Linked DNA regions of Homo sapiens: region 2 is linked to region 1. A link is a loop called in an ENCODE intact Hi-C map of the cell type or tissue named here. Cell type or tissue: ascending aorta. All regions are shown on one strand. Each heading gives the region's core, and the rest is flanking DNA. Links, peaks and the distances in the headings are about the cores only.

Evidence for each region. Peaks named below come from ENCODE experiments on the same cell type or tissue, not always from the same donor. Only the 100,000 strongest peaks of a DNase experiment are listed, where the experiment ranks them.
Region 2: it touches region 1 in a loop (2.9-fold over the local background); 15 of 110 quality-filtered maps call a loop at or near these places.

What each region holds. Positions count from the first base shown.
Region 1 is chr19:3,327,690-3,342,415 of GRCh38, reverse strand. No RefSeq gene overlaps it. Among named protein-coding and RNA genes, the nearest start is that of NFIC, 32 kb to the left of the region's middle. In ascending aorta, for the core only: CTCF peaks have their summits at 5,579 and 5,788; DNase peaks (open chromatin) are centred at 3,765, 5,195, 5,585 and 6,775; H3K27ac peaks cover 5,462 bases.
Region 2 is chr19:3,396,487-3,411,212 of GRCh38, reverse strand. The region is part of intron 2 of NFIC (nuclear factor I C); the gene reads right to left. Among named protein-coding and RNA genes, the nearest start is that of NFIC, 37 kb to the right of the region's middle. In ascending aorta, for the core only: no CTCF peak of the experiment used is centred there; DNase peaks (open chromatin) are centred at 6,072, 6,492 and 6,922; H3K4me3 peaks cover 2,397 bases; H3K27ac peaks cover 7,920 bases.

The DNA of each region.
Region 1 (14,726 bases), core at 2,318-10,317:
TGCTTCAGTGTCTCTGTCCTGCCCCTGGGCTCTCTGTCCTCTGCCTGGTGACCCCTGTACCCACCTCTCCAGGCTGCCCTGGGTTCGACAAGAGGGCATGGTAGGCGCGTGATCAATGCGTCTGGGTTGGATGCAGGGGGAGCCTCCTTGGTTCAGCCCCCCATGGCTCGCCTGGGATTGATTGTCATTGTCACCTCTTCGCACACAGCTCCCAAAGCCAGTGTTATTCTTTTTTTTTTTTGAGATGGAGTCTCGCTCTGTCGCCCAGGCTGGAGTACAGTGGTGCAATCTCGGCTCACTGCAATCTCTGCCTCCCAGGTTCAACCGATTCTCCTGCCTCAGCCTCCCGAGTAGCTGGGATTACAGGCATGCACCACCACGCCTGGCTCATTTTTGTATTTTTAGTAGAGACGGGATTTCGCCACTTTGGCCAGGCTGGTCTCGAACTCCTGACCTCAGGTGATCCACCCGCCTCGGCCTCCAAAAGTGCTGAGATGACAGACGTGAGCCACCGCGCCTGGCCTGTCCCATTTTACAGATGGGAAAACTGAGGCTGAGAGAGGAAGGGGTCTGTCCCAGGGATCCATGGCCACATGCAACACTTAGGCTCCTAGGTCCCCTCACGGTCGCACCCAGGCCGTGCAGGGCAACATGGTGGGACTCAGATCCCAAGCGTGGAGGCCGCTGCTTGTGTTTCTGCTGAGTCAAGGCCCCAACCCCTCCTGCAGCCCTCCCAAGAGGTGAGGCTTGCTCAGGATGTGGTTCAGGGTCTGTTTGGGCTCAGCCCTAGAACCCTCCCTCCCAATCTTCCACACGGTTGGGGAGGAGAAGCCCAGCAGCAACAGGGATGAGGGATAGACAGCTGGTAGCACTTCCTGTGTTTGGCGATCCATGGAGCAGGACATCTACCCAGTGTTTCTCCCTCACTGGACACATTACTTGTTCTTCAAAGTGAAGCACTTTGGGGCCGGGCGCGGTGGCTCACGCCTATAATCCCAGCACTTTGGGAGGCCGAGGTGGGTGGATCACGAGGTCAGGAGATCGAGACCATCCTGGCTAAGACGGTGAAACCCCGTCTCTACTAAAAATACAAAAAATTAGCTGGGCGTGGTGGCGGGCGCCTGTAGTCCCAGCTACTCGGGAGGCTGAGGCAGAGAATTGCTTGAACCCAGGAGGTGGAGCTTGCAGTGAGCCGAGATCGCGCCACCGCACTCCAGCTTGGGCGACAGAGCGAGACTCCATCTTAAAAAAAAAAAAAAAAGTGAAGCACTTTGGGAGGCCGAGGCGGGCAGATCACCTGAGGTGAAGAGTTTGAGACCAGCCTGGCCAACATGGCAAAACCCTGTCTGTACTAAAAATACAAAAATTATCCGGGCGTGGTGGCGGGCGCCTATAATCCCAGCTACCTGGGAGGCTGAGGCAGGAGAATGGCATGAACCCGGGAGGCGGAGCTTGCAGTGAGCCAAGATCACGCCATTTCACTCCAGCCTGGGCGACAGAGTGAGACTCCCTCTCAAAAAAAAAAAAGACACAGAGCAATGAGCAGGTGGATGATGGCCCTTGTGGGGTAGACGGGGAAACTGAGGCTCAGGAAAATGCAGTCTTTTGCCCATGGGCCCTGGGGCTCCAGGCCAGGGAGCTAGTGTCCTGAGTTCTCTGAAACCTTCCGGACACCGTGGAAAGAGCTGGGCTTTGGAGCTGGCTGAGCTGGCCCTGCTTTTCCCGCTCACGTGCTGTGCAGCTTTGGATGAAGACGTGGAACCAAGCTTGGCCCTGCGCAGTAGGGAAAGGAGAGCACAGAGCGTGGCAGAAGAGTCAACCCCAGCCCCTCTGTCCCATAGGGCTGGCACCGTGGGTGTAGGCACAGGCATCACCTGGCTCTCCAGAGCCTGCCCACACACTCCAGGCCCTCATGCCCAGCCAGGCGGAGCCCCAGGGAGCCAGCCTCCGAGGTCGCAGTCACAGACTGCTGGCATCTATCCCTTCACAGATGGAGAAACTGAGGCCTGGGGTACTAGGACCTCACAAGGTGGGCGATATGAAGGGTGGCGATGCTGCCTGCAGGTCCTGGAGTCCTCCCAGCTGAGGGTATTTCCCTGGCCGAGCCTCTCTCACCATATCCCATGAATGAACTTGCCCAAGCTGCTTCTGTTTTCTGGGCCTCAGTTTCTCCATCTGTCTAAGAGGAACCCGCTAACATGCCTGGCAGGGGTCACGGCACGGAAGGGAACGTCACCCATGTCTATGCAGAGATATTGTGATTTCCAGCCCCACAGAGCCCACGGAGGTCCCATTCCCTGACACCTCCACCAACACCCCTGTCTTCAGAGGTTCAAATCTTGGCTCTACCACTTACAGACCACGGGACCTTGGGCAGATGGCGGCCTTGCTTCATGCCTCAGTTTCCCTATCTGTAAAATGCGGACAGTCATATGACTGTGGCTGTCACTAAGTGCTGTTTGCCCCAGAGACCTTCCCCCCAATCCCTCACTCCCTTCCAGAGCAGGGCTGGGGTCTCCTCTTTGCACCACTGGGTGGGGGGCGCCCTCTACCGCCTACCCACAGCTTTGAAAAGCCCTGAAGAACCAGAGTCTCCCTCCCTCAATGGGAGAGGCAACTCCTGCTTCTCTCGCTCTAAAAAGGAAATTCTGGGCCGGTGCGGTGGCTCATGCCTGTAATCCCAGCACTTTGGGAGGCCAAGGTGGGTGGATCACCTGAGGCCAGGAGTTCGAGACCAGCCTGGCCAACATGGTGAAACCCCGTCTCTACTAAAAATACAAAAGTTAGCCGGGCATGGTGGCGTGCACTTGCAATCTCAGTTACTCGGGAGGCTGGGGCAGGAGAATCGCTTGAACCTGGGGGACAGAGGTTGCAATGAGCCGAGATCACGCCACTGCACTCCAGCCTGGGCAACAGAGTGATACTCTGTCTCAAAATAAATAAATAAATAAATTAATAAAATAAATAAATTAAAAAAAGGAATTCCAGCCAGGTGTGGTGGCTCACACCTGTAATCCTAAGACTTTGGGAGGCCAAGGTAGGTAAATCAGTTGAGGTCGGGAGTTCAAGACCAGCCTGGCCAACATGGTGAAACCCCGTCTCTACTAAAAATACAAAAAAAAAAAAAAAAAAATTAGCCAGGGATGGTGGCACATGCCTGTAATCCCAGCTACTAGGGAGGCTGAGGCAGGAGAATTGCTTGAACCTGGGAGCTGAGGTTGCAGTGAGCCAAGATAGTGCCACTGCACTCCAGCCTGGACAACAGAGCGAGACTCTGTCACAGAAAAAAAAAAAAAAAGGGAATTCCTTGGCCTTTGCCCTTTGCCCTCTGACCTCCAGCCTCAGGTCTGGGGCAGCCAGTATGCAGTCTCCCAGCCAGTGGCCGAAAGGAGCAGGGTGACGGTCCTGGCAGCCCAGGGACACATCTGGATGGAGGAACTGAGGCCAGAGCTGGCTGGACACTGGCTCAGGGTCGCATGATGGAGCAGCCTAGGGTACGGGGGCCCTTCCTTGGGGAGGAAACCCTGGGGTCAGGGATGGGACCCCTCTGCCACTGGAGGTAGGGAGCAGGCAGCTGGTGCCCAAGGTGGGTGGGTAACGACAGGAAGTCGGTTACTGAGGAGGCAGTTGTTGGCACTTTGATTTCCTGCTGTGCCGCAGGTTATGTAAAGGGCTGGGAGTGGCCGGGCACCCCAACACCCCGCCCACCCTGTGCCACCCTGGGGCTTGTCGTACAGAGAAGGGAAGGAGAGGCTCAGAGTGGGATGTTTGGGAGCTTGCAGCCATCAGGCAGGAACGTGAGCCTGGGCCCCTTGGGACCTGGCACCATGACCTCAGTTCTCTGTCCCCTGCCCCCAGCCTCCCTCCACTGGGCTCCAGGGAGGTGTAGGGTGAGAGGTTCCCAGCTGATTTCTCAGCTCCCAGCCCTGCCTCTGACTTGCTTTGGGAACATCAACTTCAGTTTCCCATGTGTGCAATGGGCCTGGATTCTTTCTTTACTTTTTTTTTTAATTTTAATTTTTTTTTTTTTTTTGAGACTGAGTCTCACTTTGTCGCCCAGGCTGGAGTGCAGTGGTGCGATGTCAGCTCACTGCAACCTCTGCCTCCCGGGTTCAAGCAATTCTCCTGTCTCAGCCTCCCGAGTAGCTGGGACTACAGGTGCACGCCACCACACCCAGCTAATTTTTGTATTTTTAGTAGAGACGGGGTTTCACCATAGTGGTCAGGCTGGTCTCGAACTCCTGACCTTAGGTGATCCACCTGCCTCGGCCTCCCAAAGTGCTGGGATTACAGGCGTGAGCCACTGCAACTGGCCATTTCTTTACTTATTTCTGTTGCTGTTATTTTCTTTTAGTTAGCAGATACTTTCATGTTAATATACGTGAGGGCCCGTTCTAAAATGCATAGCTAGATGTGGTGGCTCATGCCTGTAATCACAGCACTTTGGGAGGCCGAGGCAGGTGGATCACGTGAGCCCAGGAGTTCCAGACCAGCTTGGGCAATATGGGAAAAGCCCATCTCTACAAAAAAAAAGTAATATAAATTAAGAATAAATGCATTATAAGGATTAACACGATTAATCCTCTTGGGGGGTCTGACTGCTATGATGATCCCCACTTTACAGATGGAGAAACTGAGGCACAGAGCAACCAAGCAGCACAGGGTGGCAGAGGTGGTAAAGGAGGGGGTCAGGATGGGAACCCAGGCCCCTCTGTGGGTGGACTGCCCTGATGGTGGGGAGGTTCGTGTTGGCCTCCCCAGGACACAGATGGAAATACTGGGTCTTGGTGAGGGCCAGGGCCAGGCTCGGGGTCAGCGGTGGGTGAGCACAAAGCCAGACACCCCTGGTTGCCCTCTCTGGGTGATGGTGCCCAGTGTTCCACATCAGAGCACCCACCAGGCATCGTGGACATCTCGGAGGCCCAATTGGCCACCACAGTCACGGTGCTCCAGGGCCAGTCTGAGGGCGAAACTGTTCCCTGGGTGTCTGTAGTGTGGGCTGGGAGCAGGCAGCGGCTCTCACCCGGCATCCACCATGGGCCATGCTCACTCCTTGCATGGGCGTGTTCTCAACAACCTGGGGGTTGGGACCACAGGGATCCCATTTTTTTGGAAGAGGAAGCTGAGTGCCAAGTGGAGAGGCCACATCCTAGGGGCCCAGCAGAGTCCGAGCCTGACTCAGTGCCCTTGGCCTTGGCCTCTCAGACTCACTCCACTGGCCAAGCCTGTCCAGCCCCACACCCCTGCCACCGGCAGGACTTGGTGTGTGTGACTGGGGGAGGAGCGGGCCTGGGTGGCTGGGAAACCAGGTAGGGGTATGACCAGAGTGGGGGGTGCTGGGTATGCAGCCCCCTCCCTCCTGGAAGAGGCCTAGCCCGGAGCACCCCACCCCCAGCCCTGTTGGCAGAGCGATTAAAGAGAGAAGGATGAGGGAAAAAGCCTGAAAGAATTAAACAAACAAAGGGAGAGGTCGGTTTATATAATCTCTGGTACAACGTGTCCTCTTGAGCCAGGATTAGGCCGTGGCGTTTCCCAGGCAGCCGTGGGGGCGGGTGGCAGACGCCCTGCTCCCTCCTTGCTCTGTGCCACTGCCTGCCCTGGCTGCCTCCCTCCCCGTGGGGGCCCTTCTGTATCCCCAGGTTGGGGAAGCTCCAAGGGGGGGCCAGGTCCAGCTGGGAGGATGCCAGCTCCCCCTGGGAGGTGGGGGCAGGTCCGGGAATCGTGCCATCTGGCAGATCCACTCCCAGGCCTGCCCTGCACAACCAGCTCACAATCTTGGACAGACCTGAGACCTTGGTTTCTCTTCTGGGAAATGATTTTGTGGGGCTATAGGTATTTGGAGCCTGGTACACAGTTGGTGCTAAATAATTGCATACCTCCAATAACTGTGGAAGCTGGAATCAGGGCTATAATCACGATCAATTGGGTATCAACAGTAACAGTCACAACAATAATAAGATCTAACGATAGTTTCATTTCTCTTTATAGCATTCATCCTTCTTGAACGTTAACATTTTAATTCACGGTTTGTGTCTCTCCCTGGAGTCCCAAACCCTCGAGAAGGACAGGTGTCAGTGTCACTTTTGTTTGCTGCTGGATCTCCTGTGTCTAGGACAGAGCTAGACCCGCAGCGGGTACCTTGAACATATTTCGAGAACTTAGGGCTGAATCGTTCATGTGTATTGAGTGCCCTCTCAGGACCACGCTTTGCACTCAGCACAACCATATTGCATTTGAGCATTGCGAAACCGGCCAGGAGGGTGCTTCATTATTCCCATTTTTCCAGAGGGGGAAACTGAGGCCCAGAGAAAAGGAGTGACCTGCTCAGTCACCTGCAAAAAAAGTGACAGAGCTGAAATTCAAATGCAGCCCTCCTCGCTGTCAAAGTCTCCTTCTGGGCCAAGTTGCTGACTTGCTCTTCCCAGGCATGGGCGTCTCTGAGACTGGGGCCAGAGGAAACATTCAGGGCTGCCAGGGATGCCCGGGACTCTTTCTCCACCCACCCATCACGCCTTCCTTGGTGTCCGGGTATGGGAGTGGGGCTGTCATTTCAGGCCCCTGCAGTGGGGGAAGTGTGGCATGGTGGGGATAGAGTGTGACGGGGAGGAGGTACCTGGTCTGGTCACACCGGTGGCTATGGTACTGTTGTATGGGACAGACAGCCCAGCCCTGGTACCCTCACTTCTAGCAGCCAGGCTGGGGACCCAAGAGGATGGGGCTGTGGCCACCCCCAGATGGCCAACTTATTTTTCCAGTAACTGTTACTCAGCTCCAGGATCTGGGAGAAAGGTCACAGCCTTGGCCAGCAGCAGTAGCTGGGACTGGATGAGAGAGTAGCTAGATTCCCCAACCCCCCAGCTCCCAGCCTGGCTGCCTGCTGTCCCCAGGCAGGTACCTGCTGCTCTGGGAGGCAGGGACGGGGCTGTGGAGGTTCCCTGAACCCAGATAGCCCCCCAAACTACCCCACAGGGTGGCCCTTGTATTGGTCCACCCCACAGTTCACTCACTCTCCCTGCAGCCACCTGTCCCCAGCACCTCGAAAGCAACTGAACCCACCAGCAGCTCCTTCTCCTGATCTCCCCGCTGACCCCACTGGCACAGAACTGGGGGGAAACAGGTGGGTAGGAGGGATCTCTGTCCCCCGTGGACCTGCCAGGCAACACACAACTCCCTCCAGCCTTTTTTTTTTTTTTTTTTTTTTTTTTTTTTTAGATAGAGTCTCATTCTGTCACCCAGGCTGGAGTGCAGTGGTACAATCTTGGCTCACTGCAGCCTCCACCTCCTGGGTTCAAGCGATTGTCCTGCCTCAGACTCCTGAGTAGCTGGGACTACAGGTACGCACCACCACGCCTGGCTAATTGTTGTATTTTTAGTATAGACAGGGTTTCACCATATTAGCCAGGCTGGTCTTCAACTCCTGACCTCAGGTGATCTGCCCGCCTTGGCATCCCAAAGTGCTGGGATTACAGATGTAAGCCACAGCGCCCAGTGCTTTTAACCTTTAATCTCTCTCTTCCCTCTGTTCTATTCCTTGTCTTCTCCAATGGGCAATTCATTGCCTGATTCCCTGAGCCAATCACAAATGATGACAGCATCTCTGTGGTCCCACTGTGTGCAGGAACTTCACCTATGTTATATGTATCCCTATTAACAATGCTTGAGCTGGGTGCAGTAGCTCACGCCTGTAACCCCAGCACTTTGGGAGGCCAAAGCTGGAGGATCACTTGAGCCCAGGAGTTCGAGACCAGCCGGGGCAACATAGGGAGACCCCATGTCTAAAAAAAGAAAAGAAAAGAGAAAGAATAGAAGAGAGGAGAAAGAAGAGAAGAGAAGAGAAAGAAGAGAAGAGAAAAAATTGGCCACGCATGGCAAGTGTCTGTAGTCCCAGCTACTCAGGAGGCTGGAGGCTGGGGTGGGAGGATTGCTTGAGCCTGGGGGGTTGAGGCTGCAGTGAGCTGTGATTGAGCCACTGCACTCCAGCCTGGGTGACAGATCGGACCCTGTCTCAAAAAAAAAAAAAAAAAAAAAAAAAAAAGAAGGAAGGGTACATCTATATAGCAAAAGATATGCATGGGAATGTTCATAGTCACTTTACTCATAAAAGCCCCAGATTGGAACCAACCTAATGAAGATCCACACGAGAATGGATGCAATGAAAAATAACCCCCCGGCTGGGTTCACGCCCGTAATACCAGCACTTTGGGAGGCCGAGGTGGGCGGATCACAAGGTCAGGAGTTTGAGACCAGCCTGGCCAACATGATGAAACCCCATCTCTACTAAAAATACAAAAATTAGCCGGGCGTGGTGGTGGGCGCCTGTAATCCCAGCTACTCAGGAGGCTGAGGCAGGAGAATTGCTTGAACCGGGTGGGCAGAGGTTGCAGTGAGCTGAGATCACGCCACTGCCCTCCAGCCTGGGCGACAGAGCGAGAATCCATCTCAAAAACAAAAAAAAAAAGAAAGAAAAAGAAAAAGAACCCCCTACATTGACAACAGGGTGGTTATGAGTTGGACTGCGCCTCCCTAAATTCATATGGTGAAGTCCTAACACCCAGGACCTCAGAAGGTGACCTTATTTGGAAGTAATGTCTTTGCAGAAGGAGTTAGTTAAGATGACATCATCCCCGAGTAGGGTGGGACCCTGGTCCAAAAACCAGTGTCCTAATGAAAAGGGGACATTTGGCTGGGTACAGTGGCTCACGCCTATAATCCTAGCACTTTCGGAGGCTGAGCCCAATGAGGGGTACTCCTTGAGCCCAGGGGTCCCAGAGCAGCCCGGGCAACATAACGAGTGAGACCCCGACTCTACAAAAAAAAGAAAAAAAATTAGCTGGGCATGGTGGCACATGCCTGTGGTCTCAGCTACTTGGAAGGCTGAGGGGAGGCTGAGGAGGGAGGATCACTTGAACCCCAGGGTTTGAGGCTACAATGAACCATGGTCATGCCACTGTACCCCAGTCTGGACAACAGAGCAAGACCCTATTTCAAAAAGAAGAAAGAGACAGAGAGAGAGAAGGAAGGAAGGGAGGAAGGAAGGAAGGAGAGAGGGAGGGAAGAAAGGGAGAGAAGGAGAGAAAAAAAGAGAAAGAAAGAAAAAGAAAAAAGAAAGAAAGAGAAAGAGAAAGAAAAGAAAGCAAGCCAGCTGGCATGATGGTTCACACCTGTAATCCCAGCACTTTGGCAGGCCAAGGTGGGAGGATCACTTGAGGTCCAGCGTTCCAGACCAGCCTGGCCAACAAGGTGAAACACCATCTCTATTAAAAATACAAAAATTAGCTGGGCATGTGCCTGTAGTCCCAGCTACTTGGGAGGTTGAGGCAGGAGAATGGCTTAAATCCGGGAGGCGGAGGTTGCAGCGAGCTGAGATTGTGCCATTGCACTCCAGGGTGGAGACAGACCAAGACTCCATCTGATTAAAAAGAAAAAAGGAAGGAAAGAAGGAAGGAAGGAGGGAGGGAGGGAGGGAAGAAGGGAGGAAGGGAGGAAGAAAGGACAGATGGAAGGAAGGAAGGAAGGAAGGAAAGGAAGGAAGAAAAGAAGGAAGGAACGAAAGAAGGAAGGAAGGAAAGGAAGGAAAGAAGAAAGGAAGGAAGGAAGGGAAGGAAGGGAAGGAAGGAGGGAAGGAAGGAAGGAGGGAAGGAAGGAAGGAGGGACGGAGGGAAGGAAGGAAGGAGGGAAGGAAGGGAAGGAAGGAGGGAAGGAAGGAAGGAGGGAAGGAAGGAAGGAGGGACGGAGGGAAGGAAGGAAGGAGGGAAGGAAGGAAGGAAAGGAAGGAAGTAGGGAAGGAAGGATGGAGGGAAGGAAGGAAGGAGGGAAGGAAGGAGGGAAGGAAGGAGGGAAGGAAGGAGGGAGGGAAGGAAGGAAGGAGGGAAGGAAGGAAGGAGGGACGGAGGGAAGGAAGGAAGGAGGGAAGGAAGGAAGGAGGGAAGGAAGGAAGGAAAGGAAGGAAGGAGGGAAGGAAGGAGGGAGGGAAGGAAGGAAAGGAAGGAAGGAGGGAAGGAAGGGAAGGAAGGAGGGAAGGAAGGAAGGAAAGAAGGAAGGAAGGAAAGGAGGAAGGAAGCAAGGAAGGAAAAAAGGAAGGAAGGAAGGAGGGAAGGAAGGAAGGAAAGAAGGAAGGAAGGAAAGGAGGAAGGAAGCAAGGAAGGAAAGAAGGAGGGAAGGAAGGAAGGAAAGAAGGTAGGAAGCAAGGAAGGAAAGAAGGAAAGAAGGAAGGACGGGAAGGAAAGAAGGAAGGAGGGAAGGAAGGAAGGAAGGGCACATGTATATACTGAAAGACATGCATGGAAATGTTCATATCGGTTTTATTTGTAAGAGCCCAGAACTGGAACTAATTGAAATGAACATCCACACTAGAATGGGTGGAAACAGGAATGAAAAAAAAGAAAACCTACATGGACAACAGGGTGATTATGCATTGAATTGTGCTGCCCCCCAAATTCATATGTTGAAGTTCTAACCCCAGGACCTCAGAAGGTGACTTTATTAGGATGCAGGGTCTTTACAGAGGTAATCAAAATAAAATGAGGCCATTAGAGGCCAGGCACGATGGCTCACGCCTGTAATCCCAGCACTTTGGGCGGCCGAGGCGGGTGGATCACGAGGTCAGGAGATCGAGACCATCCTGGCTAACACGGTGAAACCCCGTCTCTACTAAAAATACAAAAAATTAGCCGGGCATGGAGGCGGGCGCCTGTAGTCCCAGCTACTCGGGAGGCTGAGGCAGGAGAATGGTGTGAACCCGGGAGGCAGAGCTTGTAGTGAGCCGAGATCACGCCACTGCACTCCAGCCTGGGTGACAGAGCGAGACCCCGTCTAAAAAAAAAAGAAAAAAAATGAGGCCATTAGTCCAGATCCTAATCCAAACTGATTGGTGTCCTTATAAAAAGGGGGAAAATTTGGACACAGACATGCACTTAGGGACACCGTCACGTGTACATGAAGGCGTCATCTTACAGGTCAAGGACAGAGAAGGGTGGGACAGACTCTCCCTGCCAGCCCTCAGGAGGAATCAACCCTGCCAACACCTTGAATTTGAACTTCCAGCCCCCAGAACCGTCAGGAAATACATTTCTGTTGTTTGAGCCACTCAAGCTGTGCTACTTTGTTAAGGAAGGCCCAGGAAACGAAGACAGATGATTCCAACATACGTTTTTTTCTTTTTCTTTTTTTTAAAGATAGAGTCTCACTCAGTTGCCCAGGCTGGAGTGCAGCAGGGTGATCCTGGCTCACTGCAGCTTCTGCCTCTGGGGTTCAAGTGATTCTCCTGCTTCAGCCTCCTGAGTAGCCAGGATAACAGGTGTGCACCACCACACCTGGCTAATTTTTGTATTTTTAGTAGAGTCGGGGTTTCATCATGTTGGCCAGGCTGGTCTCAAACTCCTGACCTCAGGTGATTCACCTGCCTTGGCCTCCCAAAGTGCTGCAATTACAGACATGAGCCACTGTGCCCGGCCAAGATGGGGTTTTATGATGTTATTCAGGTTGCTCTTGAACTCCTGGCCTCAAGTGATCCTCCCACCTCAGCTTCCCAAAATGCTGGGAATATAGGTATGAGCCACTGCACCCAGCTTAAATGCATTTTTGAGTTATGATTTTATTTTTTTGAGATGGAGTCTCGCTCTGTCACCTGGGCTGGAGTGCAGTGGCACAATCTCGGCTCACTGTAACCTCTGCCTCCCAGGTTCAAGTGATTCTCCCACTTCAGCCTCCTGAGTAGCTGGGACTATAGGCACACACCACCACGCCCGGCTAATTTTTTGTATTTTAGTAGAGGCAGGGTTTCACCATGTTGATTGGGATGGTCTCGAACTCCTGAGCTCAGGTGATCCACCCGTCTAAGCCTCCCAGAGTGCTGAGATTACAGGCATGAGCCACCGCACCCGGCCGACTTATGATATTTTTAACTTATGAAGAGTTTATCAGGACATGGTCCCATCCTAAGCCCAGGAACACGTGAACAACACTGGAGCTGTCAAACCATGGCCCCGGATCAAATCCAGACTGTGATGTTTGATTGCATGGGGCCATGGGGCGAGACCATGCTGCCCGGTTGTTTGCTCCAACAGGCATCTGCATGTTTTGCTCTGAAGGTATTCTGCAGATGTGCTGAATGTCTAGAGTCAGCTGCCTTTAAGTGAAGGAAACGACCCTCTGTAATGTGAGTGGGCCTCGTCCAATCAGTTGAAGGATGTAAGAGCAAAATTCGGGTTTTCCCAGAGAAGAAGGAATTCTGCCTCAAGACTGGGACATAAAAATCCTCATTTCTTCAGGCACGGTGGCTCATGCCTGTAATCCCAGCACTTTGGGAAGCCGAGGCAGATGATTGCCTGAGCTCAGGAGTTCGAGACCAGCCTGGGCAACACAGTGAAACCCCGTCTTTCCTGAAATACAAAAAAATTAGCCGGGCGTGGCGGCGTGTGCCTGTAGTCCCAGCTACTCGGGAGGCTAAGCTGGAGAATCGCTTGAACCCGGGAGGTGGAGCTTGCAGTGAGCAGAGATCGCGCCACTGCACTCCAGGCTGGGTAACACAGCGAGACTCCATAAAAAAAAAAAAAGAAAAAAAAAAAGTCCTCGTTTCCAGACTGTGGGGACTGCCCTACAGTTTTTGGACCCAACACTGCAACACTGACTCTATTTCTGTTTTTTTTTTTGTTTTTGTTTTTGGTTTTCTTTTTTTTTTGGAGACGGGGACTCATTCTGTTGCCCAAGGTGGAGTTCAGTGGTGCAATCTCGGCTCACTGCAACCTCTGCCTCCTGGGTTTCAAACAATTCTTGTGCCTTGGCTGCCCGGTTAATTTTTGTATTTTTAGTAGAGACAGGGTTTCGCCATGTTGACCAGGCTGGTCTTGAACTCCTGACCTCGTGATCTGCCCGCCTTGGCCTCCCAAAGTGCTGGGATTACAGGCGTGGGCCACCGCGCCCGGCCTGCAACATTGACTCTTACCTGAATGTCTAGCCTGCTGCCCTGTTCTATAAATTTTAGACTGGCTAGCCCCCATATCAAGCAAATCAATTTTTTTTCTTTTTCTTTTCTTTTCTTTCTTTTTTTTTTTTTAGACGGGATCTTGTGCTGTCACCCAGGCTTGAGTGCAGTGGTGTGATCACAGCTCACTGCAGCCTTGAGTTCCTGGGTTCAACTCTGCCTCAGCTTCCCAACTAGCTGGGACTACAGGTGTGTACCACCACACCTGGCAAATGTATTTTATTTATTTATTAATTTGTTTGTTTGTTTGTTTTTAGAGATGAGGATACCATGCTGCCCAGGGTGGTCTCAAACTCTTGGGCTCAAGAGATCCTCCTGCCCCAGCCTCCCAAAGTGCTGGGATTATAGGCGTGAGCCACTGCACTCCACAATTCCTTAAAATCACTCTCTCTCTGTCTCTCTGTCTCTCACACACACAAACACTCCCCATTGGTTCTGTTTGAGAACCCTGACTAACACACAGCCCATCACTTATTTTTATAAATAAAGTTTTATTGGTATACACACCCACACCCACTCACTTACATATTGTCTGTGGCTGCCTATTGACTACAGGGACAGAGGTGAGTAGCTGCAATGGGGACTGCCTGGTCCACAAAGCCTAAAATATTTACGATACGGCCTTTTACAAGAAAAAATTTGCTGATATTCAACCTACAAAAACATTTAACAACACAGATGAATCTTACAAGCTTTACGTTGAGGACAAAAAGCCTGTCATTATGGGATTTAGTGTAATGTAGTTCACAGTGGGCAGTACTGATTGATTAATTTACTTTGTTATTTATGTTTGAGATAAACATATGTTCACGTTTTGGGTCTCACTGTGTTGCCCAGGCGGATCTTTAACTCCTGGCCTCAAGTGATCCTTCTGCTTCAGCCTCCGAAAGTGCTGGGGTTACAGATGTCAGCCACTGTGCCCTGTACTAATTTATGAAGACAGAAATCGGGCCAGTGCTTAACCATGGGAAAGTTAGAGACCAAGGGGGAGGATCAGGGTGACTTTGTGGGTGGTGGGGGAAGCAGAAATATTATTTTTCTTGATGAGTTCAGGGACCTGATTACACAAATCATAAATGTGTTTGGTTTGGGACAATTTTTGAGCTGTACCTTTATACTAGATATACTTTCCTATTTGTAGGTTGAATATCTATCAAAAGTTAATACAGGGCCGGGTGTGGTGGCTCACACCTGTAATCCCAGCACTTTGGGAAGCCAAGGCGGGTGGATCACTTGAGGTCAGGAGTTCGAGAACAGCCTGGGAAACATGGTGAAACCCCATCTGTACTAAAAAATATAAAAATTAGCCAGGCATGGTGGTGTGCGCATGTAGTCCCAGCTACTTGGGAGGCTGAGGCACAAGAATTGCTTGAACCTGGGAGACGGAAGTTTCAGTGAGCCGAGATTGCACCACCATACTCCAGCCTGGGTGACAGAGCCAGACTCCATCTTAAAAACAAAAAACAAAAAACAAAAAACAGTTAATATGGGCACGGTAGCTCATACCTGTAATGCCAGCACTTTGGGAGGCTGAGGCTGGGGGATCACTTGAGGTCAGGAGTTTGAGACCAGCCTGGACAACATGGCAAAATCCTGTATCTAGGCCGGGCGCGGTGGCTCACACCTGTAATCCCAGCACTTTGGGAGGCCGAGGCATGCGGATCACGAGGTCAGGAGATCGAGACCATCCTGGCTAACACGGTGAAACCCCGTCTCTACTAAATATACAAAAAATTAGCTGGGC
Region 2 (14,726 bases), core at 3,513-11,512, 68 kb before region 1:
CCCACCCCATCTCTACTTTAAAAAAAAAAGTTACCTGGCTGTGGTGATGCACACCTGTAGTATCAGCTACTCAAGAGGCTGAGGCAGGAGGACTGCTTGAGCCCAGGAGGTCAAGGCTGCAGTGGGTGAGCTATGATTGAGCCACTGCACTCCAGCCTGGGCAACAGAGGGAGACCCTATCTCAAAAAAAACAACAAAAACAGCACTGGGGTTTTTAAAGAAGAGGTGGCAAGTCCCAGGCTTGTCTGATTTTGGGGTATCTTATGGAAACAAGGGCTGCACCCTGAAACCTGCGTTCGATGGAGTTCCAGCCCCAGCACAACCTGGCCATGTGGCTCTGGACCAGTCACCTCCTCTGTCGGAGCCTCCAACCTCCAGCGGCTCTCCGCTCATCTATAACGCGGGCGTTTCCAATCGCTGCCTTACCTTCCCGTTCTGTTGCTATGCTCAGAGGAGCTTACGGAGGGGACGGGGATAGCTAGAGGTTCTGTGATAAAGTCTGTTTTGATGATAGCATTTTGTCAAACTCCAGGAGTTAAATGAACATTACCCCTCCTCTGCCCGCAGCCCTCCATAGCTCCCACCTTCTTTGCGGGGAAAAGCCCACCTTCTTCCCGTGGCCCACAAGGCCCTGCATGGCCCGATCAGTCCCCTCCCTGCCCTCCCCTCCTTCCTGTCTCCCCTTCCTCACTCTGCTCTAGCCACGGGGGCCTCCTCGCTGTTCCTCCAACACACCAGGCATGGTCCTGCCTCAGGGCCTTTGCACGGGCTGCGCCTCTGCCTGGAACACTGTTCCCTCAGCTATCTACATGGCTCATTCTCTCCCCTCATTCAGGACTTTCCTCAAATAGCTCCTTCTCAGAGAGACACAAATGCCTCTTTCAGCACCATTTAGCATGGATGACCACACACATGCTAGTGTTGAGAGGCTCTGGTTCTGGAAAGCAAATTGTTGTTCTCCTAGCTAACACGGTAAAACCCCGTCTCTATTAAAAATACAAAAAAAAAGCCGGGCGTGGTGGCAGGCGCCTGTAGTCCCAGCTACTCGGGAGGCTGAGGCAGGAGAATGGCGTGAACCCGGGAGGCGGAGCTTGCAGTGAGCCGAGATCGAACCACTGCACTCCAGCCTGTGCAAAGGAGCGAGACTCCGTCTCAGGAAAAAAAAAAAGTAGAGACGCAGTCTCGCTATGTTGCCCAGGCTGGACTCAAACTCCTGGGCTCAAGCAATCCTCCCACCTCTGTCTCCCAAAGTAGGGGAAACACAGGTGCGAGCCACCGCAGCCGGCCAGCAAATTGTATTTCAAATGATACCCTCATCTGGCCGGGAGCCAGGTCTCTTGACTTCCCAGGTCTGTGAGGTGTCATGGACTGCCAAGAATGTCACTGGACCCTGTAGCCTTTGCTCAAGCAAACAAATGATGCACAACAGCCACGCACGCTGGATGGCACTGACGGGGCGGACACACTGTTCTCTCCTGTCCGTGGCTGTGAGCCCAAATTCAGTCCATCCTAGCTCATGACAAAGGCATCGCCGTGGGCTCTGGCCCCACCCTTCCCGCCCGGGAGCACCCACCCCCTTTGCAAGGGACAACTCCCTGCGTCCGCTGGCTGAAGCTTCCGCCGTTGGTGACTGGGAGGTCAACGCACACCCGGCACTCACGGAACAGGTGTTTACTGACCACCTACTACTCGCCAGGCCTTGGGGGGATGGCAGAGAAGGAAGTGGGGAGGGAGACGGGCAGAACCAGTGCATGGAGGAAGCCTCAGATCATTTCACACGGTTCTAGGTTCTACGGAGGCAATGAAACTGGCGGAAGGCAGAATGGCTTTGGGGGCGGCGTTGGAGGGAGGACTCAGGCAGAACCTCTCTGAGGATGTGACGGTGGCTCTCCAGCGGGAGAAGGAGCCCAGCCATGTGGAGAGCTGGGGTGAAAGCGTTCCACAAAGGTTCGGTGACAAGGGCAAGGTCCACGGGGCAGGAATGAAGTTGGATGTGTGAAAGGCAGAGACAGACCCCAGGCTGCAGCGTGGTGGGCAAGAGAAAGAGGAACGAACGGAGAGGGGAGCGGGACCATTCGGGGCCTTGTGTGTTGCAGTGAGAGGCCTGGGTTTTATCCTGCAGTGGGAAGAGGAGTGATGTGAGCTATGATACAATCCATTTTAGACTTTCAAAAGTCTCTGGGCCGGGCACAGTGGCTCACACCTGTAATTCCAGCACTTTGGGAGGCTGAAGTGGGAGGATCACTTGAGGCAAGGAGTTCGAGACCAGCCTGGACCACATAGCAAGACCCCATCTCTACAAAATATTTTTAAAAATTAGCCGGGTGTCAGCCAGGGGCGGTGGCTCACGCCTATAATCCCAGCACTTTGGGATCACAAGGTCAGGAGTTCGAGACCAACCTGGTCAACATGGTGAAACCTTGTCTCTACTAAAAATACAAAAATTAGCCAGGTGTGGTGGCGGTCGCCTATAGTCCCAGCTACTCGGGAGGCTGAGGCAGGAGAACTGCTTGAACCCAGGAGGCGGAGGTTGTAGTGAGCCGAGTTGGCGCGACAGAGTGAGACTCCGTCTCAAAAATAAAATAAAATAAAATAAAAATTAGCTGGGTGTGGTGGTGCGTGCTGCATGTGTGGTCCCAGATGCTCAGGAGGCTGAGGTGCGAGGATTGCTTGAGCCTGGGAGTTTGAGGCTGCGATGAGCTATGACAGTGCCACTGCACTCCAGCCTGGGTGACAGAGTGAAACCCTGTCTCAAGAAAAAAAAAGTGTGTGATGTGTGTCTCACCACAGTTAAAGCAATTTTTAAAGAAACTTCTGGACTCTCAGGTGTTGGGAATCTTGGCTTCAACACAACACCCTGGCCCAGCAGGGGTGGCCCAGCATTGCACGGAGTGGCCATATTGAATTGATCTTTTGGCTGTAGGAAGGACAGGACTTGCTGAAACCATAATCACACTTATTTAAAAACCCGGCGGGCTGTCAGAAGGCCTAGAATGTCCACTTGGGCCCCAGCAGGGCATCTGCTGGACCTCACGGAGCCCAGGTTTCCAGCATCGGCCGCCACCGTGAGCTCGCCTGGTTGATTTTCCAACGTTAGCCGGCTTCCAAATGTTGCTGGCTCTGCCGGCTGCCACGTCCGCCTCCCAACCTCAGCCAGCTAAAGAGAGAACCAAAGCCAGGCCCTGGAATTCCCAGCTACTGGGTGTCACCGGCCATTTTTAAACATTACCCGGCGAAGGTTCAACTTTCTCTGTCCTGGAAGGCAATGGAATATACGAGTGACCTGGGCCTGAGTCCTCTGAGCTCCTGCTGTGCCGTCTTCCCTGCCCCTCTCCCTCCTAGGAAACCTCCAGCCATACTTTGCAGCCCAGCTCTGACATCTCCTTCTCTGGAACACCCTCCCCAGCCCTTTCTGCAAACGTTTGTTCTAGTCCCCAGCACCCTGGACTGTGTCTGGGTCTACAAATATGTGAAAGTTCACCCGGGCGCGGTGGCTCACGTCTGTAATCCCAGCACTTTGGGAGGCCAAGGCGAGCAGATCACAAGGTCAGGAGTTCCAGCTCAGCCTGACCAACATGGCGGAAACCTCGTCTCTGCTAAAAACACAAAAATTAGCCAGGCGTGGTGGTGCATGCCTGTAATCCCAGATGCTCAGGAGGCTGAGGCAGGAGAATTGCTCGAACCCGGGAGGCAGAGGGCACGGTGAACCAAGATTGCACCAGTGACTCCAGCCTGGGTGACAGAGCGAGACTCCATCTCAAAAACAACAACAACAAAGCAAAAACAAAACCAAACAATTGGGCCGGGCGCGGTGGCTCACGCCTGTAATCCCAGCACTTTGGGAGGCCGAGGCGGGTGGATCACGAGGTCAGGAGATCGAGACCATCCTGGCTAACACAGTGAAACCCCGTCTCTACTAAAAATACAAAACTATAGCCGGGCGTGGTGGCGGGCGCCTGTAGTCCCAGCTACTCGGGAGGCTGAGGCAGGAGAATGGCGTGAACCCGGGAGGCAGAGCTTGCAGTGAGCCGAGATCGCACCACTGCACTCCAGCCTGGGCGACAGAGCGAGACTCCACCTCAAAAACAAAAAACAAAAAACAGAAAACCAAATATCTAAAAGTCCAAGTTCTCCCCATCTCCCCATGGCGCTCAAGGCCCTGCACAGCCCGCCTCTGCCCCCTCCCTCCCCTCCTCCCCTCGTCCCTCTCTCCCCCTCGCTCACTCTGCTCCAGCCACACAGGCCTCCTGGCTGTTCCACCAATGCACCAGGCACGGTCCTGCCTCAGGGCCTTTGCACGGGCTGTGCACACTGCTTGGAACACCGTCCCTGCAAATGCCTGCCTGGCTCACTCTCTCGCTTTATTCAGGCTTCTGTTCAAATGTGGTTTATCGTCCACAGCTCCCGGCACAGAATCTGCACTTGAAGTGAGGGAAGTTTGAGTTTTCGCCTCCTCACATCCCTCCTGAAAAATGTGACCACAGGGTTCCCGTGTGTGTCCAGTTACGTTGCAACCTACTTTGCATTTCCTGAGCCTCTGCCCCCTTCCTGTGCCAGCATCTGTGCCAACCCCAGCCTCAGGAGAAAACTGTGATGCTTTTATCCAACACACGTCTTGAGCGCCTACTGTGTACCATGCCCTGTCCTAGGTACTGGGGACAGAGCAGTGAAAAACACACAGACATTGGCTGGACACAGTGGCTCACGCTGTAATCCCAACACTTTGGGAAGCCAAGGCAAGAGGATCACTTGAGGTCAGAAGTTCGAGACCAGCTTGAGCAACATAGTGAGACCCTATTTCTACAAAAAAAAAAAAATAGGCAGGGCACGGTGGCTCATGCCTGTAATCCCAGCACTATGGGAGGCCAAGGCAGGCGGATCACTTGAGGTCAGAAGTTCGAGACCAGCCTGGGCAACATGGCAAAACCCCATCTCTACTAAAAACACAAAAAATTAGCAGGGCATCGTGGCGGGTGCCTGTAATCCCAGCTACTTGGAAGGCTGAGGCAGGAGAATCGCTTGAACCTGGGAGGTGGAGGTTGCAGTGAGCCAAAATCGTGCCATTGCACTCCAGCCTGGGCAACAGAGTGAGACTCTGTCTCAAACAAACAAACAAAACCCAAATTTAGCTGGGCATGGTGGTACATGCCTGTGGTCCCAGCTACTCAGGAGGCTGAAGTGAGAGGATTGCTTGAGCCCAGAAGGTTGAGGCTACAGTAAGCCATGATCAAGTCACTGCACTCCAGCCTGGGTGACAGAGCAGGAGGACTCTGTTTCAAAAAAAGAAAGGAAGAAAGAAAAAGAAAAAGGGGCCGGGCGCGGTGGCTCACACGTATAATCCCAGCACTTTGGGAGGCCAAGGCAGGCAGATCACCTGAGGTCAGGAGTTCGAGACCAGCCTGGCCAACATGGTGAGACCCCTGTCTCTACTAAAAATACAAAAAAATTAGCTGGGTGTAGTGGCAGGCACCTGTAATCCCAGTTACTCAAGAGGCTGAGACAGGAGAATCGCTTGAACTCAGGAGGTGGAGGTTGCAGTGAGCCGAGATCGTGCCATTGCACTCCAGCCTAGGCAACAAGAGTGAAACTCCATCTCAAAAATAAATAAATAAATAAATAAATTAAATTAAATAAAAATAGAAAGGAATTCCAGTACGGACCCTGATCCTCCATAGAGAACTTCCTCCTCCCCAAGATGCTCTAAGGAGGGAAGCAGCTGTCAGTTTTGCCAGTGCTGTGTGACCTCACTAAAAGCACTCTCCCTCTCTGAGCCTCCACATCCTGACAGTGCAGATGACCTAAAACCCCTGCCCAGCCCTTGTCCATCGCCTGTCTGGACAAATCAAAAGAGGAAAAAACACAAGCCCATAGATGTTCTCCGCACTCCCCGCCCGCCCCAGGGACAGGGAGGAAAATCTGGATGTGACCTGGGGGGGCCCGAGAGGCAGAGGCGTGGACGGGGTGACCTCCAGGACGCTGGCCTCCATCCCGGGCCTCCCCGGCCTCGTCCTTCCTGCGTTCCTTAAGTCTGGCCCATACTTTCCATCTCCCTCTCCCCTGCCGCCGGGCCGCCTGGGCCGGAGCCAACCTGCTTCGGAATCACTTTCAAAGAAAAGTTTCTTTTTTCTTTCCACCCGGCCCCCGCCGGCTCCATGGCCTGGCTCCGGGCCCTCCCGGGCGCTGGTGGACGCCTCGGTGTCCTGCGGGTCAGGTCAGCGGCCACCACCGCCCCGGAACCGTCCCCAGCATCGGGCTGTTGGGACTGGAGGCCCAGTGCTGGCCTCGCCCTCCCCCAGGTCTCGGGCCCGCCTCTGGGGACCCCTGGGGACCCCGGTGTCACTCTTTGTGGGTGTCCGGCCTGGGCAGCGGGTCTGGAGGTCCCTGGAGGCCGCAGGGCCCCTGCTCGGAGGCCTGCGCGTAGGGACTCGCCCCGTGCTGGGGACGCTCTGGGAGGCCACGCCGCCCATGACATCATCCCTCTGGCGGCCATTTTCTCGCCTCTCCCTTCCCCTGTTCCAGATGTTTCTCCGGCCTTGGCGGCCATTTTGTAGGTCTGGGCGGCGCAGGCTGGCACCGGCCTCGGGCACCCGGCCCTGCCCTCCTGGGTGGGGTGGGGGTGGGGGGACACCAGGAGAAGGTGACAAGGGAGCCTCTGGGGCACCACTGGGCCCTGGGCCGCCTCCCCCAGCCCCTCTGCAGCCTCTGAGGGGTTAAACACGTGGTGCCAACAGCAGGGCGGCCTTGCCAAGCGCCCACCCGCGCACGGCCACCCAGGGCTCCCCACGCCTCCGCGCCCCCTCCCCATTATCTGCCACTCGGCACCAGCCACTCCAGGGATGTGAGGAGCAAGGTTAAAAATACCCGCACGCACACCCTCACCCCCACCCCCTCCCGGTCCCGCCAATGTCAAATGTGTCAACGCCACCCGGGGTGGGGGGGAGTGGACTGAAAATAACTCGCTGTTTACATTTGGAGCAAATTCTTGGCTTCCCAGCAGCCAAGCTGAGGCCTCCCCACACCCCCACCCCCAACACCTTCCTGGCAGGCCTGACTCGGCGGCTGTGACGGGGGGGGGAGAAGGGCAGGCCTCGGGGGGAGCCCTGGGAGCCACATGTGCCCACGGGCTGAACGCACACGCACGCGTCCCCATGGAGAGGTTCGGGAAGGGATGGGGGGAAAGGGGCAGGCCAGGGGCTGGGGGGGTGGAGAAGGGAGCCCCGGGAGCCACATGTGCCACTGGCTGAGCGCACACACGGGCGTCCCCATGGAGAGGCTCCGGAAGGGATCAGTGGCCACACGAAGCAGGCAGGGCCAGTCGGAAGCGCCCGAGGACACTCTCTGCCAATGTCGGGCACCGGGTGGGGGCAGCCGGGCGCGGCGGGGGGTGGCGGGAGGAGGCGGAGGCCCCTCCCGGCTTCCCCTTCCTTCTGATATTTCTTGGGGCGCGTCTCCAACTGGGCAGCCCGCGGGGAGTCCGGAGGACGGGAGGCAAGGCTGGCGGCCCAGCCAAAGGAGGCAGGAGGAAGGCGCGGGAGCCCGGGCAGGCGCCCAGGGGAGGGCTCTCCGCAATTCCGAGGCCTGCCCGGTGCTGTGTGGCTTCAGGCAAGCCCTGCCCCTCTCTGGGCCTCCAAGAAAAAACAAAATACCAAACGCCCTGGCTTTGGCGTGGGGTCAGGAGAATAGACTCCATGCCAGTCTTGCTTGGGGAGGGAGAGGTAGACACATCTCCGCCCTGCTCTGTGCCTCAGTTTCCCTTGCTGCAAAAAGTAGATGTCAAGTTGTAAACACATCAGATTGTGGAGTGTTCTGCTTTACAAAGGGGGAAACGGAAGATCCGAGAGAGGAAGGGGCTTGCCGCAGATCTCACGGCCACGCAGTTGGACAACGGAACTTGAACCCAGAGGTTTAAATGTTGCCTTGAATGTGGGAGGGGGCTGGAAACCAGAGGGCACAAACCTGAAAGGGGGTAGAAGGAAACTTTCTCCTTCCCAAGCTTTCATGTGGCCTCTCTCCCCAGAGCCTGCTACACAGGTGGTGCTCGATAAATGCTTTTACACAGCTGGCACTCAATAAATGCCTGCAGCCAAATGAGTGTGATTATTCCAGCAGAGCCTGGCACACAGTAGGCACCCAATATGAACTTGTTGCATGAATATTTGGGATTCTCCTGATAGGATCTGGTATACAGCAGGTGCAAAATAAATGCTTGTCAGGGAAAGGAATGTGAGGAACATTAAGAGATTTGGGGGAGTAGTCAAAGTGGAGGACTAGGACCACAGGCCCTGCACAACCTGTCCTGTCCGCTTTCTGCCCTCCCCTCTTCCCTCTCTCCCCCTCACTCACTCTGCTCCAGCCACAGGGGCCTCCTCGCTGTTCCTCCAATGCACCTGGCCCAGTCCTGCCTCAGGGCCTTTGCACATTCTGTTCCCTCTGTCTAAACAGCTAACTGCTTGCTCTCTCTTGAGATCTCTCCTGGTCTCAGCTCAAATGCTCCCTTCTCAGAGAGGTCTACGCTGAGCCCCTTCACCTCAAGCAGCCTCTGGCTACCCTCAATCTCAGCCTTCTGTTTTCTTTCCTTCAGAGGAAGTTAGTGATTGCCTATGGATTTGCTTAGTTGCTTAGTGACTGCACGGGTGTTTGCTCATCTCCCCAGTGGAATGTCACCTCCTTGAGGGCAGAGGCTTTGTCTGTCTAGATCTCTGTTGTGCCCTCAGTGGCTAGAATAAGGCCTGATACAGACTAGGTGCTCAATAAATATTTGTAGAAAGAAAGTTGAGAGGGAGGGATGAGCAGAGAGAAAAAGAGAGACAAGGAGACATGGTACATGGGGGAGTGGAAGGAGGAGGCATGAAAAGGAAGGACCGTCTGGGCGCAGTGGCTCCAGCCTGTAATCCCAGCACTGTGGGAGGCTGAGGCTGGGTGGATCACCTGAGGTCAGGCATTCGAGACTTGCCTGGTCGTCAACATGACAAAGCCCCATCTCTACTAAAAATACAAAAATTAGCTGGCTATAGTGGCACATGCCTGTAGTCCCAGCTACTTGGGAGGCTGAGGCAGGAGAATTGCTTGAACCCTGGAGGCGGAGGTTGCAGTCAGCTGAGATCGTGCCACTGCACTTCAGCCTGGGTGACAGAGTGAGACTTCGTCTCAAAAAAAAGAAAAAAAAATAAGAAAGAAAATAAATGAGAATAGGCTGGGTACGGTGGTTCACACCTGTAATCCTAGAACTTTGGGAGGTCGAGGCGGTTGGATCAATTGAGTTCAGGAGTTTGAGACCAGCCTGGCCAACATGGTGCAACTCCGTCTCTACTAAAAACACAAAAATTAGCTGGGTGAGGTGGTGCACACTTGTAGTCCCAGCTACTCAGGAGGCTGAGGCAGGAGAATCTCTTAAACCTGTGAGGCAGAGGTTGTAGTGAGCTGAGATCGCACCACTGCACTCCAGCCTGGGTGACAGAGCGAGACTCTGTCTAAAAAAAGAGAAAAAAAAAGAGAATAACCCTGCCATGTGGGTGGCGTACCTGGGTTAGGGCTGGGACCCTGGCAGGAGCCCAGAGCCCCACGGGCCTCCCGGGCACCAGGACCCATATCCCAGCTTGCCCGCTAACAAAGTCCTGATTGCAGGAGAGCTCCCAGGCGTGCCCAGTGCTGCGCCGCTCCCTTCCCTGCATGTGCCCAGGCAGGTGCGGCTTGCAGGCAGGAGACGGGGCAAGGAGAGCAAGGGCCAGCCTCAGATAAGGTATAAACGACCCAGGTGAGCAACTGAATCCTCACACCGTCGGAGTTGACCTGGATTCTGCCCCCTCCTCTGCCTCTGTCCCTGCTACCGCCTGCTTGCACCAGGGCGGTCCACTCTGCCCTGGTCCCCAGCTCCTGCCCTCACCCCCCACAGTCTGTCCTCCCTGCAGCAGGCAGAGGGTGCCTGTGAGCACCTGAGTCAGGGCTGGTCCCTCCTCTGCCCATAGCCCTCTATGGCTCCCACCTGCCTTGGGGTCAAAGCCCAAGTCCTTCCTACTGCCCACCAGGCCTTGCACAAACTGCCCTCCCCTCCTCCTTCTCTTCCTCTCCTCACTCTGCTGCAGCCACACAGGCCTCCTCACTGTTCCTCCAAAGTGCCAGGTGTGTCCTGCCGCAGGGCCTTTGCACGGGCTGTGCCCTCTGCCTGGAACGCCTTCCCCCAGTTCTTCATATAACTGGTTCCTCCTCACTTCTCAGGTCTCAGCTCAAATGTCAGGTCCTCAGACAGCCTTTCAGGGACCTCCCCAGCACAGCCCATCAGCCTCTTTTCCTTTGGCCTTCTTTATTTTTCTTGATAGTCCTTATCGCTAAACTGACATTTATTTCTTTTTATTTTTATTATTATTATTTTTTGAGACGGAGTCTCGCTCTGTGGCCCCAGCTGGAGTGTAGTGGTACAATCTCGGCTCACTGCAACCTCCGCCTTCCGGGTTCAAGCGATTCTCCTGCCTCAGCCCCTGCCAGTGGCTGGATTACAGGCGCATACCGCTATGCCTGGCTAATGTTTTGTATTTTTAGTAGGAACGGGGTTTCACCATGTTGGCCAGGCTGGTCTTGAACTCCTGACCTCAGGTGATCTGCCCGCCTCGGCCCCCCACAGTGCTGGGATGACAGGCGTGAGCCACCGCACTAAGCCTAAACTGACATTTATTTCTTGTTCTTTGCCCATCGCCTGAACCAAACTGTGAGTTCCACGAGGGCAGAATTTTTTTTTTTCTGAGACAGAGTCTCACTCTGTCACCCAGGCTGGAGTGCAGTGGCGTGATCTCGGCTCACTGCAAGCTCCGCCTCCCAGGTTCACACCATTCTCCTGCCTCAGCCTCCTGAGGATCTGGGACAACAGGCACCTGCCATCACGCCTGGCTAATTTTTTTTGTATTTTTAGTAGAGACGGGGTTTCACCATGTTAGCCAGGATGGTCTCGATCTCCTGACCTCATGATCCGCCCACCTCAGCCTCCCAAAGTGCTGGGATTACAGGTGTGAGCCACCGTGCCTGGCCAGGGCCGAATTTTTATCTGTCCTGTTCACTGCAGTATCCCAGCGCCTGGAGCAGTGCCTGGCATACAGTAGGAGCTTACTAAATATTTATTGGCTGCAAAGTGGTTCCACTGGATGAGTGCTGACAGTGTCTGTGCTCCGTGCTGTCCTAAACTCTTTTGTTTTCAAAAATTTTTGAGACAGAGATTTGCTATGTTGCCCAGGCTGGTCTCAAACTCCTGGGCTCAAGCGATCCTCCCGCCTCAGCCTCCCAAAGGGCTGGGATTAGAGGTGTGAGTCACTGTGCCCAGCCTATTTTTATTTTTATTTACTTATTTATTTTTTGAGATGGAGTCTTGCTCTGTCACCCAGGCTAGAGTGCAGTGGCACGATCTCGGCTCACTACAATCTCCGCCTCCCAGGTTCAAGTGATTCTTCTGCCTCAGCCTCCCCAGTAGCTGGGATTACAGGCTCCCACCACACGCCCAGCTAATTTTTGTATTTTTAGTAGAGACGGGGTTTCCCCTTGTTGGCCAGGCTGGTCTGGAACTCTTGATCTCAAGTGATCTGTCTTCCTCGGCTTCCCAAAGTGCTGGGATTATAGGCATGAGCCACCATGCCTGGCCTATTTTTATTTTTTGAGACAGGGTGTTGCTCTGTCACCCAGGCTGGAGTGCAGTGGCCCAATCACAGCTCACTGCAGCCTCAACCTCCCAGACTTGAGCAATCCTCCTGCCGCGACCTCTCGAGTGGCTGGGGCTACAGGCACACATCACCATGCCTGGCTAAGTTTTATTTTTTGTAGAGATGGGCATCTCACTATGTTGCCCAGGCTGGTCTTGAACTCCTGGCCTCAAGTGATCCTCCCGTCTCAGCCTCTCAAAGCGCTGGGATTACAGGTGTGAGCCACCATGCCTGGCGGGCATGTAAACTCTTAATATGTCTTATTGACTCTCCCTCAGCAACCCCACAGAGCAGGCGCTATTTTATAGATGGGGAAACTGAGGCCCAGAGAGGGGATGCCACCTGCCTGAGGCCACACAGTGAACAGGCAGCAGGGCCAGGACCCTCCAGGACCTCACGTCTTCCTGCATTGCCCCACTGTGCAGAAGGGGAGGCTGAGGCTCAGAGACAGGGACTTAACCAGGTGACACCCAGAGCCAGCGTCACAGCCCAAGCCTCTGCCCAAGCACTGGGCGTGGTCCTCCGCTCAGCTGAACCCCCGCCCTGGGGAAAGAATATAGTGATGATAAACAACATCCACAAAAATAATCATAACGACATTAATGGCGGCCTTGCTGAGGGCGGAGTCCGCAGCTCGCCTATGAATTCGCACCAGTGCCCGTGGAGGGAGCCGCGGGGGACGCCGGTCCCTTTAAGAGCCTCCCCCTCCCCAGCTGGGCGCTGGCCCGGCCTCCCCTTATGTAAGCGGGCCGGCTGCCCTTGCATAAACTGGTTACATAAGGCAGCGAGGCACAGGCTTGTCCATCCGGCAGCAACCTGTCCCGGGCTGTCTGTGGGGCTGGCCTGGAGCACGGGAGCGTCGTAGCCACCCGGAGCTGTCACAGGGTACAGCCCGGGTCCGAGGGCCTCTGGGTTGACTCCTGCCTGGGGGATGCCTGGGATTCCCAGAGACAGCACAACCCCCTCCCAGGCAGAAGAAGGTGATGGTTTCCAGTGTGTGAAAGGATGGGGCTGTTCCCGTTGCTCTGAAGGTGAAACTGAGGCCCAGAGAGGGCAGGGGAGCAGCCTGAAGCTGCACAACCCTGAGCAGAGGGAGGAGGCGATGACACCAGAGTGAGATCCAGGCTGGGTGGCCTTTGCCTCTCAGCTCACTGCAACCTCTGCAGTGAGGCTTCCTCAGCAAGGCCTGGTATGCAGCTGGCGCTCAATAAGTGCGCCAGTGGAGGTGACACTTGGCAGTGTTTCAGGCCCTTCTCCCTAATACCCTCTAATTCCACGAACCGACTCAATCCTTGCGTAGCTCTCTGTGAAGCTAAGACAGCCATCGCCTCATTCTGCATTTGGGGAAACTGAGGCACGGAGCAAGGTGAAGAAGGAATTGCCAAGTCTGCACGGCGGATGAATGCTGGGCTGAAACAGCAGGTGCTCTATCAATGCACAGTGGGCGCCGGAAGAGTGTCAACTGTGTGCAAAATCCTGGATAATATGCCATCTGCCCAGCAACCCACAGGGGTGGCACCAAGGAGCCCCCTGATCTAGATGGGGAAACTGAGGCACAGAGAGATGAAGGGATTTATCCAAGGTCAAACCCAAACCCTATCACATCTCCTGCTCCAGACAGGCCTCCCCCAAGCCACGAGGGTGTGTAGGTACACAGCTCCCCACCCCCGTCAGACACATGAGTGGTCCACCTTGGGGAGGGTGTGGGATTTGGGAGTGGACGCAGCCTCCCCCGCTCACATTCTTTCTGAGCACTGGCCCTTTAAGGTAGCCACGCTGCCTGGGCATGTCCCAGGGTGACCCCAAGGGGCGGGTGTGGCCAGGAACAAGAGGCCCATTCAGCTGCCCCGTTGCCGCCACCTCCGGGCAGCCCACTGGGTGGGATGGGGGGCTGGGAGGAGACTCGCAAGGCCGGGAGAGAGAGCGAGGTGGGGTGGGAATAGACAGGGACTGAGACAAGGCAGCCTGGGGAGAATCAGAGGTAGAGAGACAGAGACAGAGTCACAGAGACACCCGACCTCAGATGCAGCTCACACCTCCCTGATTCCCCAGGTCCAGGGGTTTGAGACCTGCCCAGCCCCCAGCCTGGCTGCAGCCCTGAAGCTGCTCCTTGAGCCAGCTGAACCTGCGGCCTGCTCACCGGCACCAAAGCCCTGTAGGCCCAAAGGCAGGATCCGGAACGTTCCAGGGCAGTCCCTGCCATACCCCAAACAGCCCCTTTATGTGGTGCCCACTGTGGGTCCTGGGATCTCCCAGGCTTGGATTTAAATCCTGACTGTGCTCCTTAGCTATGTGACCTTAGGCCAGTGACTTTGCCTCTCTAGGCCTCAGTTTCCCCATCTGTTAAATGCTGTTAATGATCATTCCAACCTCAGCGGGTGGTTGTGAGACGGTGAGGTAGCTGCCAACAATGTGGTTTCCTGAGGGCTCAGATGAGCCAGGCACTTGGTAAGCCCTCAATACGCCTGCAATCCCCCCACAATGCACCCCAGACACGCATGCAGACACACCCCTGCCTCCCACTAGATGACACAACCGATCATGATGGCCACTGCTTTTTTGTTTGTTTGTTTGTTTGAGATGGAGTCTCACTCTGTCACCAGGCTGGAGTGCAATGGCGCGATCTCAGCTCACCGCAACCTCTGCCTCCTGGGTTCAAGCGATTCTCCTGCCTCAGCCTCCCGAGTAGCTGAGACTACAAGCATGTGCCACCACACCCAGCTAATTTTTGTAGGTTTAGTAGAGATAGGGTTTTGCCATGTTGGCCAGACTGGTCTCGAACTCCTGATCTCAGGTGATCCACCCACCTTGGCCTCTGCAAGTGCTGGGATTACAGGTGTGAGCCGCCGTGCTCGGCCCTGGGCCATTGCCTTTGAACAAAGCTCTGCAAGCTCTGGGCTACGAGCGGCCGTGGTGTCCCTGTTGGAAGTTCTCACATAGCTCTGTTCACCAGAAGGGACGCCTGGTGGTAGACAGGCTGGGATCCAGACCCAGTGAGGGTGTGCCCGAGGCCCCATAACAGCCTCTTGGAAACACACACTTTTT